Linked DNA regions of Mus musculus: region 2 is linked to region 1. Evidence: chromatin loops called from intact Hi-C (ENCODE). Cell type or tissue: gastrocnemius. All regions are shown on one strand. Each heading gives the region's core, and the rest is flanking DNA. Links, peaks and the distances in the headings are about the cores only. Region 1 has its middle 21 kb from the start of Gm32171. Region 2 holds the start of Gm27162 (predicted gene 27162).

Region 1 (8,285 bases), core at 1,026-6,025:
GGCCTGACCATCTTTTTGTTTGGAGGAGTATGGATTTTGGAACTTTGGATTTGGAAGGCAGTAGAATGCGTTAAGTGGGGGATTAATGAGCCATCCTAGTAAAAATAAGGAAGCCAGTTATGCTAAGAGTGATTTGAACTGTGTGGGCCTAGTTCAAGAGGTTTCAGAGGAGAAGAATTTTAGTATGTTGCTAAAGATCATTCTTGTGATATTTTGATGAAGACTGTGACAGCTTTTTGCCATATTTCAAAGACTCTGCCTGAGGCTAAAATAAAGAGCTATAGATTAATTGCATTCATCCACACACACACACACACACACACACACACACACACCACCACCACCACCACCACCACCACCACCACCAACAACAACAACAACAACAACAACAAAAAACTCTAGTTTGAACTCTGTCCTCTGATTCATTCTTTGGAGGAGTGTTTAAATCAAACACAGCATGCTTAGAAATAAAAGCACAAAATATATGGTTCAAAGATTAAAGGGGCACCAGGAAGTGGAACTGAACTAAATCCTAAGGATATTAAATGGGATTAAGGGAGCAGTGACCTCTGGGCAAGGTCCTACTCAAGTAAGCTTATTGTTTATGCATTTACAGCAGAACAATGGACAGTTATGTAAGGTGTGATCATGACACCGCTTTTGTTTTCATTTGGACATAAGGAGATGTGATAGTATGTTAAATTGACAAGGGATGAATTGTGATGGCTATTCTTGGGTGTCAATTTGAAAATATCTGGAATGAACAAAATCTAGAACTTATAAAGATCTTGTGAAAATAAATTAAGGAAATGTTTAGGCATAGTGTACATGCCTTGAATCTCAGGAGACAGAGACAAGCAGATCTTTGAGTTCAAGACCAACCTGATACAGAGCAAATTTCAGATTTGGTCTACAAGTTCTAATACATACCTTTAATCCCAGCACTAGGTAGGCAGAGGCTTACAGATCTCTGAGTTCAAAATCAGTCTACAGAGCAAGTTCAAGAACAGTCAAGCTTAGACAGTAAAGGAAACATTAAAGCCAGAAAACTGGTGAAGATGGAATAAAACAAGGTCATATTCAGTCCCAGCAAGCAGCAGAATTTGGCACCTTCAGCCATGTGGCTTTGGCTGTAGAATGAAGAGTAGAAGAGGTTACTGAGACAGTTAATGCTGATTATCTAGACCTAAAAAATTAATAGTGATGAAGTAAAGATCAGCATCACTGTGGTAAAATCTTTTGGGAAGTGTTTTCTAGGAGCACAAAGAAGCTATGTTCCAGAGATAGATATCTTGCTGGCAGATGGGCTTGATAATATGTAATATGTAAGAATCACTCAGGTGATACTGTTTTTGAGAGTATGAAGGGGTCATGGAGAACAGCTGAGGCTTGGCACTGTACGAGAACAGAAAAGTCCGTTGGTGAAGGTGTAGCCTCAGATGTAATTGATTGCTTAGGACTAAAGTGATCATGCAAAGAAGTCGAGGCTTGGCACTATGAAGAGAAACTTTGAGATGCTTATAGTGCAGCCTAGTTGCTGAGGAAGACCCCAGCATAATAGAGACCCATCAAGAACAGCAGCAGCGTTGAGAGGAGTCAGTCAGAGCCTAAAGTGCTATAGAGGGCAGAGCTAGAGAAGTTATCCAAGCCCTTTGGAGGAGCCCAGAAGATCGCAGACATTGGAATATGAAGCTGTGAAGTTGAAGTCATCTTGAAGACCCCAAGATATTAGAGATGCTAGACCCATGAGATAACTGCCGAGGAAAGATGCTAGCAAACAGGGAGTAAAACTAGCCTAAGAGAAAGAGTCGAGTAACAGTCAACAAAGGTGAAGGGATTTGGGGATAAAAAAAGCTCTTTGACATCAGACATAGAGGTGCAGAGTTTGGAGTTTGCCCAGCTGGTTTTCTTATGTATTGCTTTGGTCTAGTATTTCCTCACTATGACATTTTGTGATGTATATGTACATTCTGTGATGTTGGAAGTATGTGATCTGCTTTTTGATTTTGAATTTGTAGGGGATTAAAAATATTGCATGAATCTCAAAAAAGATTTTGAACTTTGGACTTTTAAACAATGTTGAGACTATGATAGACTATGGGGACTTTTCCAGTTGGACTAAATATATTTTACATTATGCTATGGCTATGTTTTGTCCACATAGTCTCATGTGTTTGAATAAGCCTATGGGCCAGGGAGTAGAATGTGGTGGTTTGAACATGCTTGTCCCATGAGAAGTAGCACTATTAGGAGATGTGGCCTTTGGAGTAGGTGTGGCCTTATTGAAGAAAGTATGTCACTGTGTAGGTGGGCTTTGAGATCTCATAGTGTTCAAGCTCTACCCAGTGTGGAAAGAAAGCCCCTCTTCATGGCTGCCTTTGGATCAAGATGTAGTTCGGACTCATGGCTCCTCCAGCACCAAGTCTGCCTGTATACTGCCATGCTTCCTGCTATGCTGATAATGAACTGAAATTCTGAAACTGTAAATCAGCCCCAATTAAGTGTTGTCCTTTATAAGATTTGCCATGGCTATGGTGTCTTTTCACAGCAATAAAACGCAAACTAAGATAGTTCTTATAATTAAATATTATTAACTCTTGAGAATTTATTTTTTGAGTAGAAAAAATGTCTGGATAAAAGTTACGTTGTGGGACATATCTTTTTATGAATAGAAACAAATCAGCTCATAGTCTCTATAATGGAGGTTTGTATGTTTAAAAGTGTTTCACTAGCATTTGTTCTCTCTGCTGATAGTCTTGCCAACCTTAAACTCCTCAGTCACATTAAAGTCGGCACAATTATTGTGACATACTGTGACTATGGATAGGAATAAGTGGTAGAGAGAAATGAAGAAACTAGGGAGTGCTACCAGACATGATTGGGAATTAGTGCTCCTTTCCTGAGACGGTAAACATATAGAGTTGTGATTATGTAAATGTGAAATGTCCCTCACGATCTCAGGCATTTGAATACTCGGTGCGCAACTGGTCATCCTGTTCGAAGAGATTATTTGATCTTTGGGACCTAGTGCCTAGCTAGCAGACATAGGTCACTAGGAGAGAGCCTTGGGGGTGTCTTGCCAGCTTCTGATTCAAGGTATCTGCTCCCAGACTTGTTGCATGCCTGACTTAAGATGTAGTAAAAGACAAAGCCTTAGACTGGGGTGTGAGTCCGCATTCCTATGGGATAAATGAGCTCCTCTGGGGGAATCAACTGGGGGAGTGGGAGCAGCATAAGGCCGCACAGTGGGAGGCCCTGATGGAGTGGGCTGTCAGCAAGGCTCCACACAGCAGGGAAATGAGCTTCTCAGCCCTGCAGCCAATCACACAACGAAAACCCTTCTCAATTTTCAAGCGCATTATACATGTACTAATTTGGTAAAGATCCATTATTTGCTGTTATCCAAGCATAATAACCCATTGTTTTGAAGTAGCTTCGCCCCAATTTGTTATGATAATTAGCGCTAGAAATGGCTTCACACCCACGGATGTGAGGCTGGGTTTCAGCATCTCCCTGACTTCATGCTGATGGAATATGTGGACTCTTTATTCCCGTGCTCCTGTGCGTTATTTAACCTCTCCTTCTCAGTCTCCCCATCTGCAAATTGCTGCAGCCATTCCATCACAGCGTTCTAAAGGATAAAATAATTTGTGTGAAAATCCTATGTAAGTTCTGTGAAAATTACTGTTAGCAGGGACTGAGCCTGGGGCAATATTTTCATGCAATATAAATTCCTACAGAAGCAAAGGCTCTTCCTTCATTTGATGCATGAGTATCTCTTACAAAGAAAATAAATAAAAGTCTGGTTAAAGTAGTTTGTATTAGAAATCCTATGCTGCAAACATTAAGGAAGTCTTTTAAGCCTAACAAAAAAATTTAGAACCTACTCAAAGGTTAAGTAATGGTTTTCCTGTGAAATTTTTTGGAAGATCATCAGGATAGCTACCGTAGAAGACTATTGACGGTTGTTACTATCTATCTTTCATGCCATATACCTGTCTCACCTTGGTATAGCTTTATTATGTCATAATGTCTTAACTAAAGATAATAATACTACATAACATTGACTGGCGACTTTCTGTGTTCCAGGCACCACTCTAACAGGGGTCTAACTCCTTCTGACATTTTCTGAATCCTAAGAAGATAATGACATTCCAAGGGTGCCATGCTTGAAATCATGATTATCTTTTATTTGAAAATCAAAGGCACAGAACTTTGTGATGAGTGGGTTGTACAATAAATCAACCAGTGGTGGTCCCTTGGGTCTTGGGAACCATTTTGCTGAGATTAAAACAACTGATTGTAAATCGCTGCTCATTAGTATTAGTGCTTGATACAATGCACATTAGATTCTGTGCAAGATAAAAGAACACTGACTGATGCATAATGTGTCAGACAAAAGGTTAAGCAGATGAAAATTAGCATGAGGTGGACACAGTGGCTACTATGTCACATTAAATATTACATTTAATAATACATTAAGTACTGACAGTCCCCATGGAAAGAAAGGTCACCCTCCAGTGGCGTAGCAGAGAGGGTACCTTCAGAGTGGGACATGATGACACACACTGGTAATTACAGCGCCAGAGAAGCAGAAGCAGAATTACTGCACAACGGAGAACAGTTTAATCTATTTAGTGAGATCCAGTCCAGCCAAAGCCAAGGAGTGAGACTTTGTCTTCAGATACACACACACACACACACACACACACACACACACACACACACAGAGAGAGAGAGAGAGAGAGAGAGAGACAGAGACAGAGACAGAGACAGAGAGAGACAGGAGAGACAAGAGGCACAGAGAGATCCTCTGATTTATACAGGTTTAGTTTGTTTAACAAGCAGATTCCTGCATACATTTCTTAAACTAAGTCTCAGTTGTCTTATCTGAAACTTTGACTAAGAGTGCTTAGTCAAGGGAGGCAGAGGCAGGCAGATCTCTGAGTTCCAGGCCAGCCTGGTCTACAGAGTGAGTTCTAGGACATCCAGGGCTACACAGAGAAACCCTGCCCAAAAAAACAAAAAATCAAAAAAAAAAAAAACAAAAAACAAAAACAAAAAAACAAAAACAAAAACAAATATACAAAAAGGAGTGTTTAGTCAAATACCCAAGTATTAATCAAGATTACAATTTAAAAGTTTCCACTTTGTCTAATCCAAATAACTACATTTGTTTTTTTACTTTTTATTGATTCTTTGTGAATTTCTCATCATCCACCCCAATCCTACTCATCTCTCCATCCCTCCTCCTTTACCCCCCCTTGTAATCTCCCTTCCAAAAGAAAGCAAACAAACAAAAATCTTGATATTAAAGCTGTGCTATGTGACAGTGTGTCCCACAGCATATCTTTTTCCTCCAAACAGTTTTACTTGCAATATTCATTGCAATGAGTCATTGGTCTGATTCAAAGCCTCTGGCTTTGACTTACATAATCAATAATGGATCATCACCAGGACTCATCTCCAGTATCTTGTAATTGCACTGTGCCCTGGAAGCCCTGCAGCTTTGATTCTGCCCAATCAGCTCCAGCAGTTCATAGATGGGGTAGGTGTTGGGGTGGGCCAACTCAAAGCCCTGGATCTGGGCCTGGATGGTAGGTGAGTTAGTTAGCCCACCAATGCTCTCACACCCATGTTGCCAGGGCCACCTCTACTATGCTGCCCAGGCAAGGGGTTGGGTCAGCTCTCCTGCCTGCCATAGGCACCAAGAGGCAGGGCAAATGGTCATCTCTCCAATGCCCTGGTTCATGGGAGCCCATGCTAAAGGCCAGCTCTGCTGTGCTGCCTGTTTAGACAGTTGGGTCGGGTGGAGGGAGGTGGAGACTCCAACTCTACCAAGTACCACAGCTGGTGAGGGGTGGAGCCAGCTCTGAAGAGCCCTCGGGTGGCAGCCTAGATCGGGGAGGTCGCCATGATCTTTGGTAGTAACATGAGCAATAGACATTAACATAGACCCCCACCACTACTGTAGGGCCATGGCTCCAGTAATGGCCCTTGGTGGCAGCACAGGGCATCACTATGGCCCCAGGTGGCAATGCAGTCTAAGCACACATCAGGCTGTTCCTCACCACTCTCACATCTCCAGTTTCACCTCTCCTCATAGCACACAAACCCTTCCACTTCTCTTTCTCTCCCATCTCTCCACCACAAGCTTGTTCATCGTAGTGGTACCTACCCATCAGCATTACCCTGTAGGGCCAGCTCTCCTACAGCTTTATTATTATTATTATTATTATTATTATTATTATTTTGGTATTTATTTATTTATTTCCATTTTTATTAGGTATTTAGCTCATTTACATTTCCAATGCTATACCAAAAGTCCCCCATACCCACCCACCCCGCTTTATTATTTTTAATGGTAGCATTTATCAACTCTTCTTGTTGCTGGCTTTTGTGAATTTTCTTCATTTTACTGAAATTTTTCAGTCTTCCTCCAAACTTGTGGAATTCCCTAACCAAGATGAGCTCTCTATCTTCCTATCATTTAAAACCAGGACTCATTACAGAAAACAATAACCAGTCAAAATGTAGAGAACAACTGGTCTTAGGGTACTCAACCACTTTGAGATATCTACAATACAACTCCTGACCGTAAGTCTCGGGGTACATCTTGCAAGTGAGGACAGAAAGGTTGTACGAACCAGTGGACCAAAACGTCTGCTGTGAGAGTGGGCCTTGTCATTAGGACATGAAAGTAGCACCCAGGAAATCTCAACAACATGGCTGCTGGAAGAAGATTTGAATCAGTTGACATCCTAGGTAGATTAGAGAAACCTCATGAGCCCCACTCCCACCTCAAGAGCTACAAACAATGAGCAAATGCTGAGAGCGGAGTAGTTAGCCTTCGCTGGGGATGTGCATCCTGATTGGTTAACAAATAGCAAGTGTTCAGCCTCAGAAGCATACACATGCAGGCAACAGCGAATGGAAACAGGAGATGACATTTATAGGCGTATTTGTCTGTATAAATATGTTACAAAATAGTTAAAGAAGAGGAAGCTATGAGTTTTGGAGGAAGATGAAACACAGGGAGGTTTGGAGGGAGGAGAAGAAAAAGAAGGAAACGGTGTGTTATATTTTAATGAAATAAAAAAATGTTTGAAATAAGACAGGGTTTCACTATGTAACCATGGATAGCCTGAAACTCACAGAGATCTGCCTCCCTCTGCCTCCCCCAGGTATGGGATTGAAGGCATGTGCTACACTGTATGTGCCAGTGTATTTGGCAGGTTTATAAAATGCAGGGAAAGCTCAGGCCTATGATCAGCATACTCACCTAGTTCTTAAATCACCAGTCTATCTGGAGAGATTCCAGTGAGGCCTTCTCATAGGTGATGTTATAGTATACAGTATGTTCTGTTTCTCCCGAAGCTCAGGCCAGAGGTGAGACTGCAGTATCAGCTTCATCAATGCAACTTGAAAAGTCACTGGTAAATAAGAAAACAAGATTCCAGGATGCAGTGTCATTTTATACAGGAAAGTCATCTCCATATATAAGGACTCCTCACACCAAACACAAATGAGCTACCTAGCTTATACATTATTCAAAACCCGAGCAAGTCTCTAACAGGAGCAAAAGGGAGATTGGAGAGCAGCTGAAAGATCTGAACTACTCTTGGGATGTAGGAATTTGAAAGCCAGCTTTCTTGTCTCACTCCAGGTAGAGTAGACAGCACTTCACCTACACCTGCATCTCCTGACCTCAGCCATTCGCTAACACTTCAAGCAGAAATTATATAGCACAGAAGTCAAAAGAGTGTGCTCTTAGTGACATAAAACAACACAAACAAACTAAATGCGAGCAAAATCAATTGACATATGTCAAACACTTTCTCCAAGACAGCACTGTGTATCGACTGGAAATAATAGTTCAGCATGAGATTGAGTTAAACCTGAGACCTGAGTAGCTACACTTTTATTCAATGACACTTTTATTTTATTTATGCAAAACACTACTACTACTACTACAAAAAAAAAAACCACTCTAAATTAAACATGTGGAGATGTTAACACATTTGGTCAATTTGCTAGCTTATTTATTTTCCCTTGTTTTTGTTCTGTTGTGTCTATGTCAAAAATACTTTACAACTTGTGTGTGTGTGTGTGTGTGTGTGTGTGTGTGTGTGTGTGTGTGTGAGAGAGAGAGAGAGAGAGAGAGAGAGAGAGAGAGAGATGAAATAGTTAAAGAAAGCAATATATTTGTGAGACTGAAAATAAGGAGGCATGAATTTGAATAGTTATTTTTACCACTGAGGAGATCATTATTCTTGTCAGCCACT
Region 2 (8,285 bases), core at 1,135-6,134, 310 kb after region 1:
TATTCAAGAAAAGTTCAAACATAAGAAAAAAGGAAGTAAAGAGAGGGGGTGGGAGGGAGGGAGGCAGGGGAGGGGAAGGAGGAGGAGGAAGAAGAGATGGAGAAAGAAAAAAAGAAAAGAAGGAAGGAAGAAAGGATGGAAAAAAGAAGGCAGACAGACAGACTGAAGAGATGGCTCAGCAATTAAGAAGAGCACGTAAAGATTTTTCAGAGTCTCTTGGTTAGGTTCGCAGCCCCACATCTAGCAGCTCACAACAGTCTATAACTCCAGTTTAAAGGACTCCTATGGGTTCTTCTGGTCTCTGGCTGCTCCTGTACATTCTTGGTGAACAGCATGCAATTCTGTACATACACACATAAAACACAAAGACTTTTAAAAAGGAACAAAGGAAAAGAAAAATCAGACACACAGACACACACACACACGAATCCCAGAGTCAGTCTAAATCACACACACACACACTCACACACACACACACACACACACACACACACACACACACACATGAATCCCAGAGTCAGTCTAAATGTCCATTAATCCATGACAGGTAGAATACATGCACATATAACATTGCCACAAATAACATCAAATATTTGAACAACATGCACAAATATCAGACTATAGTTCCAGTGAAACACCAAGTTACAAAACAGCACCATACAATGTGATCTCATCCTTTGAAACAAGATGGATGGATACGTGCATGAGTGGTGTGTTCAATGACTAGTGAAGAAAAGCATAGACCGACAGGATGCATGGAGAACATGAGCCCCTGAAACACTGCTTGGCTGGATGACTAAGACGCTTACTGTATCTTCACTTGCATATACTATGTTTTCTTTTGAGAATAAAATAGGGAACCAATCTTCCAAGATTGATATTTTAGAGATTGGCATTGGGGTGTCTCCACAGTGTTGAAAGGAAACTGGACTTGATTTACCATCACAGCCAATTGATGCTGCGCGTTCCATCCTCACTGGACTTCCTCCAATGCTCATGTTGATCAGAACTTTTGAGAAGATAGCTCTTGCTAGCCAACTTGAGTCTTTGTTTTTCTGTTACTGGTCATAATTTCATACTATAAACCTATACCATTATTGACGTTTATTTCCCCCTCCCCTTTTGAAGGTGCTTCATGTCATGGATTAGCTCTCATCACCTTTGTGATATCAGTTCAATCAGTACCTTAGAAAGGCTCCTTGCCAGGGTGACTCTCTCCAACAACTCTGTCTTGACTATGAGCAGTGCAGAATGTGAGGTTTGGCCTACAGGAAACTACAAGCTGGAAAGCAGACAGCCTAGGTCATCAGGTCAAGCTTCTTCCTCACACTGTCACCAACTTCTCATAAAATGCCTATCTGCTATACTCTTAACAAAGTGTCACAGGTGAGAGAGAGAGAGAGAGAGAGAGAGAGAGAGAGAGAGAGAGAGAGAGAGAGAGAGAGAGAATAGGGAGAACTATAACCTAGGTCAATACAAGATAAATGGACAGAAATGCTCAGAAAACAGGGTGTGTCTGTGTTTACACATAATCATAATTTCATGACTGAAAATCAGCCAACAGAAGTCTGTTGCAGTCTATATGGAGCTGTGGATTTTGTGTCTTAGGAAGGAGTGAGTTCCAGATGCTCTGAATGATTGTTACAAGTCCAGGATCTCTCCTCTCTCCTCTCTCTCTCTCTCTCTCTCTCTCTCTCTCTCTCTCTCTCTCTCTCTCTCTCTTTCTCTCTCTCTCTCTCTCAGTTCATATGGGATGGGACCTCCTGAACCCTTTTAGACAGGGCCGGCGCCACCTGCTGTGACAACTCTTGAGACGACTAGAAAACCAGGTTAGTGTTTTCCACCAGTGTCTCTGTCTCTTACATGTGTGATGATGATCAGTATCTTGTTGCCCTAGAGACTGTCAGACCTGGCATCTCTGTTTATCTGCAGAATGTTCTCAGTGGTTTCTAAAAACAGGTGTGGCCTGGTTAAGCAGAGCGCAGCCACAAAAAAAAAAAAAAAAAGAAAAGAAAAAAATTTTTGAAGTTGATTTGACACTGGTGGCTTTTTACCAACTTTCCAAATGTCACTCAATCTCCTTCAGGGTCTATTTGTCAAGGAGGCTGGTAAATGACTTACCTGGTTGTTTTGTTCTATGTTTTAAGAGATGCAATACTAGATAGGCAAAAAGCTTTCTAAGCCCCAAACTGCACTTCGTGGCGACAAGTGACTTATATGTGTATATTGACGATGAGTTCTGGTTCCCTCACTAGTGGTGTGGCTTCTGAGGTAAAACAGGAAGAAAACCAATTCTCATTGGGTGGTAGGCTACAGAGCCAGCCGAGGGTACCAATACCATCAAGATATTGGCAGACAAAGCTTTTCTGGCATAAGGCTCATGGCCCATGAAAGCATCACAAGCCCCTTAACATTGGGGTAGATTAAGCAGCAAAAATAAGACACATACTATTACACTCCAAATATGCCCCCAAAATTCAGGGAAAACAAGTGCCCTCTGAAGAAAATCCCGAAAATCAATGGATATGAAAGCCATAAAGTAAGTGGTTACCTTACTAAGGTTGGGCTATTTTTAGAGAGGTCTAAGAACTGACTGCAATTGAACATATGAATGAACAAGAAACTACACTCGTCAGATTTCCAGAGTGCAGATCCAGTTCAGCTAGATGGACTGGTAGCTTCCAGGCAAAAAATTTGGTATCTTGGAGGCAAGTCATTTAGAGGAGAGCTAGGATTGTTTCATCCAGACCATTAAAATCCCAGAGCAGGGGCCCAGACCCTAGCACTGTCAAGTCTGCTGTGGAAGGGTTTCTATACCAGGGGGGGAGATAGAGACCTCTGAGTCCTTCCCAAATATAAGATGCTATCTGTCTAATTAATTGCCAGTCACACTCTGGCGCTGTCTTGGGATCTCATCTAGGTATCAGTGAAATTTGGATTCTTTTCTCCCTGTTAGATTATTGAGAGACTTTCCATCTTGAGATCAGCTGTCAGCAGGAACTGTGATGGAGGACAGATAACTCCTGCATCTCCAATCTGATGAATTAGTGACCCAGAGCCTTAGTTTAGGAGACAAGAGGTCTATAGGAATTGAACGTTAGTTAATACCACGTGAAATGGACCAGGTTTCCATTTATGATTGTTTCCTCAAAGAAAAAAATTAATTTTCCCTTTTTTTCTGAGTAGTTGAGATTTTTGTTTGTTTGTTTGTTTGTTTGATAAGTTTGGTGTGGGGTTTGATTTTATGTTTCTCCTGAAATTCCAAATAGATGTTGAAAAATCAACTTTTAAAAATATATATATATTTTTTTTTTATTTTAAGTGTATGTGTGAATACCTACATATACCTACGAACCTCACATACATGCTTAGTGCCCTCAGAAGATGAAAAGGAAGTCAGATCTCTGGAACTGGGAATACAAATGATTGTGACCCACCACATGAGTGCTGGGAATAGAACCCCGGTCTTCTGCAAAAAGAAATAAATGTTCTTAGACACTGAGCCATCCCTTAGGTCTCTTGAATAGTCAAAATACCTTTGGTCTGTCTTGTTGGTAAGAGTTAAAGTATACCATTTTGGTTTAAGAACTCAATAGTAAGTGCTTGCCTAGGAAGCCCTTGTGTTTGTTGCCTAGCAAAACAAAACAAACAAAATAATATTGTGGTCATTATAAGTGCGGAAATGTTCGTTCTCCACTCATTAGATGAGACTTTATTTGCCTCAGGACCAGAATTCCTTGCTCTCCCAGCAGTGCTGCAGAAAGACCAATGGTGGAGGTGGTGGTCTTTTAGATCGTATACCTGCAAATGAAGACAAAGCACACAGAAAGCAGAGGAAAAACTCCCAAGTCTAGGTTGGCATAAGATGACCAACTGCACAAGCAGCAAAGCTAACAACAAAGGCATGGGTCAGGGCGTTCTCACAGGAAGGGACATGCTATCAAGTGCCTAGCTTCAATTATATATGCTGATTAACTTTAAGGACTTGACATTCACTGTTAATTTTTCCCTAAAGGGAAAATGATCATAGAGTCTCCAACACCCAGCAACAAAAAGTGACTCCCCCAGAACAAGACACAAAAGCTCACAGAATGAGGAAGAGTGGAGCTTCTCACACCTTTTGTGACAAATAAAACTCGTGACCACAGTACACTTGATACTTCACGGTTGGGCTTGAGCATTTCTGCACACTGTTCAGTCTGTGTTATGTTTTCTGTAAGCAGAATCAAAGAAGGTAGAGGCAGCCGCAGAGCTGCACTCTGTTTTCAAAGGTGCAGTTACACTTCTAAACTGTGGCAACAAGACACACCCTGAAGAAAGAGAGCTTTGCTTCTTCACATGAAAACAGAAACCAAGATAGCTTATGATGTCTCCTACATACCAAGAACGTGGCCCGACCTTTAAAAGCCATGTTGAGGTAAACAGGCCTGGTACTTAACACAGCATGTTGTTCCACTAAAGGGCCCTCCCACCATCTTCTGCTCTCCCTACTTCTAGCTCCAAAGCTTCTGGATATCAAATTTTTCATCAAAAAACTTCCTGTGGCCCATTGTCTTAGGACCCAGTTCTTTAGAGAATGCAGGTCATCTGGGTTCATTCCTGTTAACCCCAACATTCAGGTCAAACATCAGCTTTGTGTGCAGGAAGAGAGTCACTGGAGACCCAGCCTTTGTGGAAAGCAGTGTTTTCGCGACAGAGGGTTCTCACACAGGGGCAGATTGACGTAGAAGAGTATGAGCTGCGGAGAAAACTGGGGAAGTGGCATAATGTGGGAAGCTGCCCAAGTTGCCCATGTGTGGATGCAATACAGTGGGAAACTAGCACCCTTTACAGTTTTGCAACTTCCTTACAGGGTGGCGCACACATGGGATGAGGGACGAACGTTCATGCTGACACTTTCAAGGCAGTTTCTGGATATAGATTAGAAAATGAAGGCTGCATAAGGAGACCTTGAGCAGGGGATCTGGACAAGCAATGATTTTCAACTCCATTTCCCACACAGTATCCTCTCCCCTTTCCTCCCCTCCCCTCTCCTCCCCTTCTCTATTCCTCCTTTTCTTTTTGTTATTGTTTCCCTATCACTCATTCTCATTCTCTCTCTACTCTTCTCTCCCCTCTCTCATTCATATGAGCTAAATTGTAAAAACGCACAGTTTTGGGCCTCCCTGCCAAATCACAACTATTGTGGAAAGCATGGCACCTAGCAGCTATCTACTTAGCACCATGCTCGACAATGTTGTTGTCAATTTCCCTAGCAATCCAAGATACATCTAGGACACGGTAAGGAAACCATGTAATTCCTGTATATGGCACAATGTTGGTCACACTGTAAATTGCACAGATTGTCACTTCTTCCCCAGCTGGCCAATACATTCATTGATAAGAAAGACGCATGTATTAAGTGCCTATTACTTTGCCCAGTACTCTGCGGTGTGCAGAAAATGTAGTGGTGACTAAAACAGATGCTCCGGTATGGTCAAGTGACAGCATCAAATAAGACAAATATCAAGAAATGAGTCATAGTCACGTCAGATATTTGGTATACACTGATAAACAGACTAGCAGAATGCACAGTAACATCATGCAGAAAGAAAAAAGGAGGTTACAATTTGGCTTCATACTGAAGCTCAATGGTGCTAGTTACCGAGGTTAATAGATAAGGAATGAGAAAAAGCCCATATTATGAGAATTTTCAATGTAACTGGACAGACAGAGTGCTATACAGAAAACAATGTGAAAGCAGCTAAGCTGATTATATGTACATCACTGCAGAAGCAAAGGGACAGAGAGGAGAACTGTAGGGCATAGTGAAGGAGCAATTAACCGATCTGTGAATGCCTTGGTTGGCATATGAGGAGGCTTGGAGACACAGGTAGAAGAAACAAAGGAAGGTTTTGGACTTTCAACCAAGAGATTTCATTGTCACAGAAAGACTGCTGATAGTCATCAAAACTGGTTTTCACTTTGCAAATTGCGTCAATACAGAGGTTGACAAATTTTGATCAAATGTTCTATCTAGATGCCAGGGGGTGGCTTCAAACTTTAAACTCCTGAAAGGATGTTTTATTCATCACTCTGGGTGTCAGGGGAGAGTCTGAACTAGTTGTTGGCACAGAGTTACAAACATGTGAGTGTGCATTGGATGGACGAATGGGGAAGTAAAGAAACTGGGGCTCGTGGCAATGAGGCTTATGAAAGAAGTTCAGACCTGGGCCAGTATAGACATGGGTGACACCTCTGACATTCAATACTAAATAGCCCGAAGTCACCAGCCTTTGCCTTACCGGCAAGCTAAAACAGGTAAAGCAATGTGAGCTGTAGATTAGAGCCACATCTTATGCCTATATCCCTGACCAAAGTCTAAAACCGCTCTTCTAGGCTTGGCTTATGAACCATAGGAAAGTATGAATGCTCTAGTGAGGAGTAGTTCCAAAACTGCTCTTGTATTCCCACCACCTTCCTTGTTAATTTTTCAAGTAGTCTGTTTACTCTGCTACTCTTGTGGAATAAACAGTCCCCATCTCCCCTCAGACACCTGCCCCAACAATACTAGAGGCCCAAAAGCCTACAGACACCTACAAAGTGGAGTGCCTTAGTCACAAGGAAGTCTCAAAGTGGTTCATTGCCTGCCTCTTTCTTCTTCCTTTCCTTTGCCTTAACAGACCTGTCTGTAGCTTATTGCTGTCAAGAGGCCCTAAGAAAACTGCACTCTTCTCTTCTTCCTTAGAAGTTAAAATATTGTTTTACTATTTTTGGGGGGCCCTCATCATTACCAACTGGGACTCCGTGTGTGTGTGTGTGTGTGTGTGTGTGTGTGTGTGTGTGTAGGTATGTGTGTGTGTGTGTGTGTTTGTATGTATGTATGTGTGTAGGTGTGTGTAGGTGTGTGTATGTGTGTGTAGGTATGTGTGTGTTTGTCTGTCTGTGTGTGTGTGTAGGGGGGTGTGTGTGTGTGTGTGTGTAGGTATGTGTGTGTGTGTTTGTATGTATGTATGTGTGTAGGTGTGTGTATGTGTGTGTAGGTATGTGTGTGTCTGTCTGTCTGTGTGTGTGTGTAGGGGTGTGTGTGTGTGTGTGTGTGTGTGTGTGTGTGTGTGTGTGAAATGGGTTATATAGCCCTGCTTCTGAAGAGCCTTTGACATAGAGATGGATCTGGAAATGGGCGAGAGGTGCAGTAAAGGAAGCAGAAGAGTCTAGAGTCAGCCTCAGTTGTACCCTGGATATTGGCCCCTGGGATCCTTCATCATTTTGACAACTAACTCTACTAACTCTAAACGACTTCCATTAGAGATACCAGCATGGCCCTCCACTACCCATAGCAATTCCCACCAAGGCATAAGGAAAGAAAGCATGAGTGAAGTGGAGGTCTGACAGAGACTCTTCATGTCAGTTGTGTGACTGTGGTTGGTGTGAATATGTGCGTGGAGCTGTCTTCTCCCCTTCCTCCTATCACTCACTGGCCAGGGAGAGGCTGGGATGGATGGCACACAACTGTGACAAACTGCTGGGTGTAATCTCAAGCTTCAAGGACCCTCCTCTAGAAGGGATGGGCAGTGACACCTACTCTTCTCATCATAGCCAGTGGCAGAAAATCCAGTGGGAGAAGCTCCCCAAATGACGGAAAGTGGAACAAACAGAGTTTAGCTGGGAACACAGAGGATATCCATGGACACTCCTATGGGAAAGGAGAGTGCTCTGGCAAACATTTGTTTAATCTCCCTGTCTCCAGAGGGACAGATGGATGGTTAACTGAATGACTGTTTAACGACTATTTACAACAAGAAGATGGTAGCCGAGAACAGCTCCTCACCCCTTGCCTCAGAACAAACACTTCACCACAGCCTTAGGACAACTGGACTTTCATGGACACACACACAGCTTTCAGTTGAGGCTATTTGGAGATGTCAGAGGTCCCTCCCTTTGCTTAGATCTCACTGGTCTCCAGCATCCCCATGAGAGTGGAATTAATGTGGTTCTGTCTTGGCGTATCTCCTTTCAGGAATTCTTCCTATAAGTTTTAGGCACATTTGACTAAAATACACCTGTTTTCTTTGGCTTAATTTACCACTTCCCAGAAGGGTTCATGCGCCTCTACTTTCAGTGGGTGTCTCTCTGCCCTGGCTTCTTTTTAAATACTCTGTCCTGCTTGGCCAGGTCTGATGTTTGCCTTCCCATCACCACATAGCCCTAAGGGATTCACTACTAAGTGTTCCTTTTGGTATCCTGAAATAAACATTCCATGAGCTAGCTTGGGTTTTCACACACACACACACACACACACACAC

Evidence for each region. Peaks named below come from ENCODE experiments on the same cell type or tissue, not always from the same donor. Only the 100,000 strongest peaks of a DNase experiment are listed, where the experiment ranks them.
Region 2: a loop joins it to region 1, with 10 times the contacts of the local background. A loop is called at or near these places in 3 of 42 quality-filtered maps.

The regions. Positions count from the first base shown.
Region 1 is chr9:33,228,981-33,237,265 of GRCm38, reverse strand. No RefSeq gene overlaps it. Among named protein-coding and RNA genes, the nearest start is that of Gm32171, 21 kb to the left of the region's middle. In gastrocnemius, for the core only: no CTCF peak of the experiment used is centred there; a DNase peak (open chromatin) is centred at 3,258.
Region 2 is chr9:32,922,421-32,930,705 of GRCm38, reverse strand. Gm27162 (predicted gene 27162) reads left to right here and starts at 1,740. Exons shown (of 4, transcript NR_131058.1): 1 at 1,740-1,829. In gastrocnemius, for the core only: no CTCF peak of the experiment used is centred there; no DNase peak of the experiment used is centred there; H3K27ac peaks cover 2,096 bases.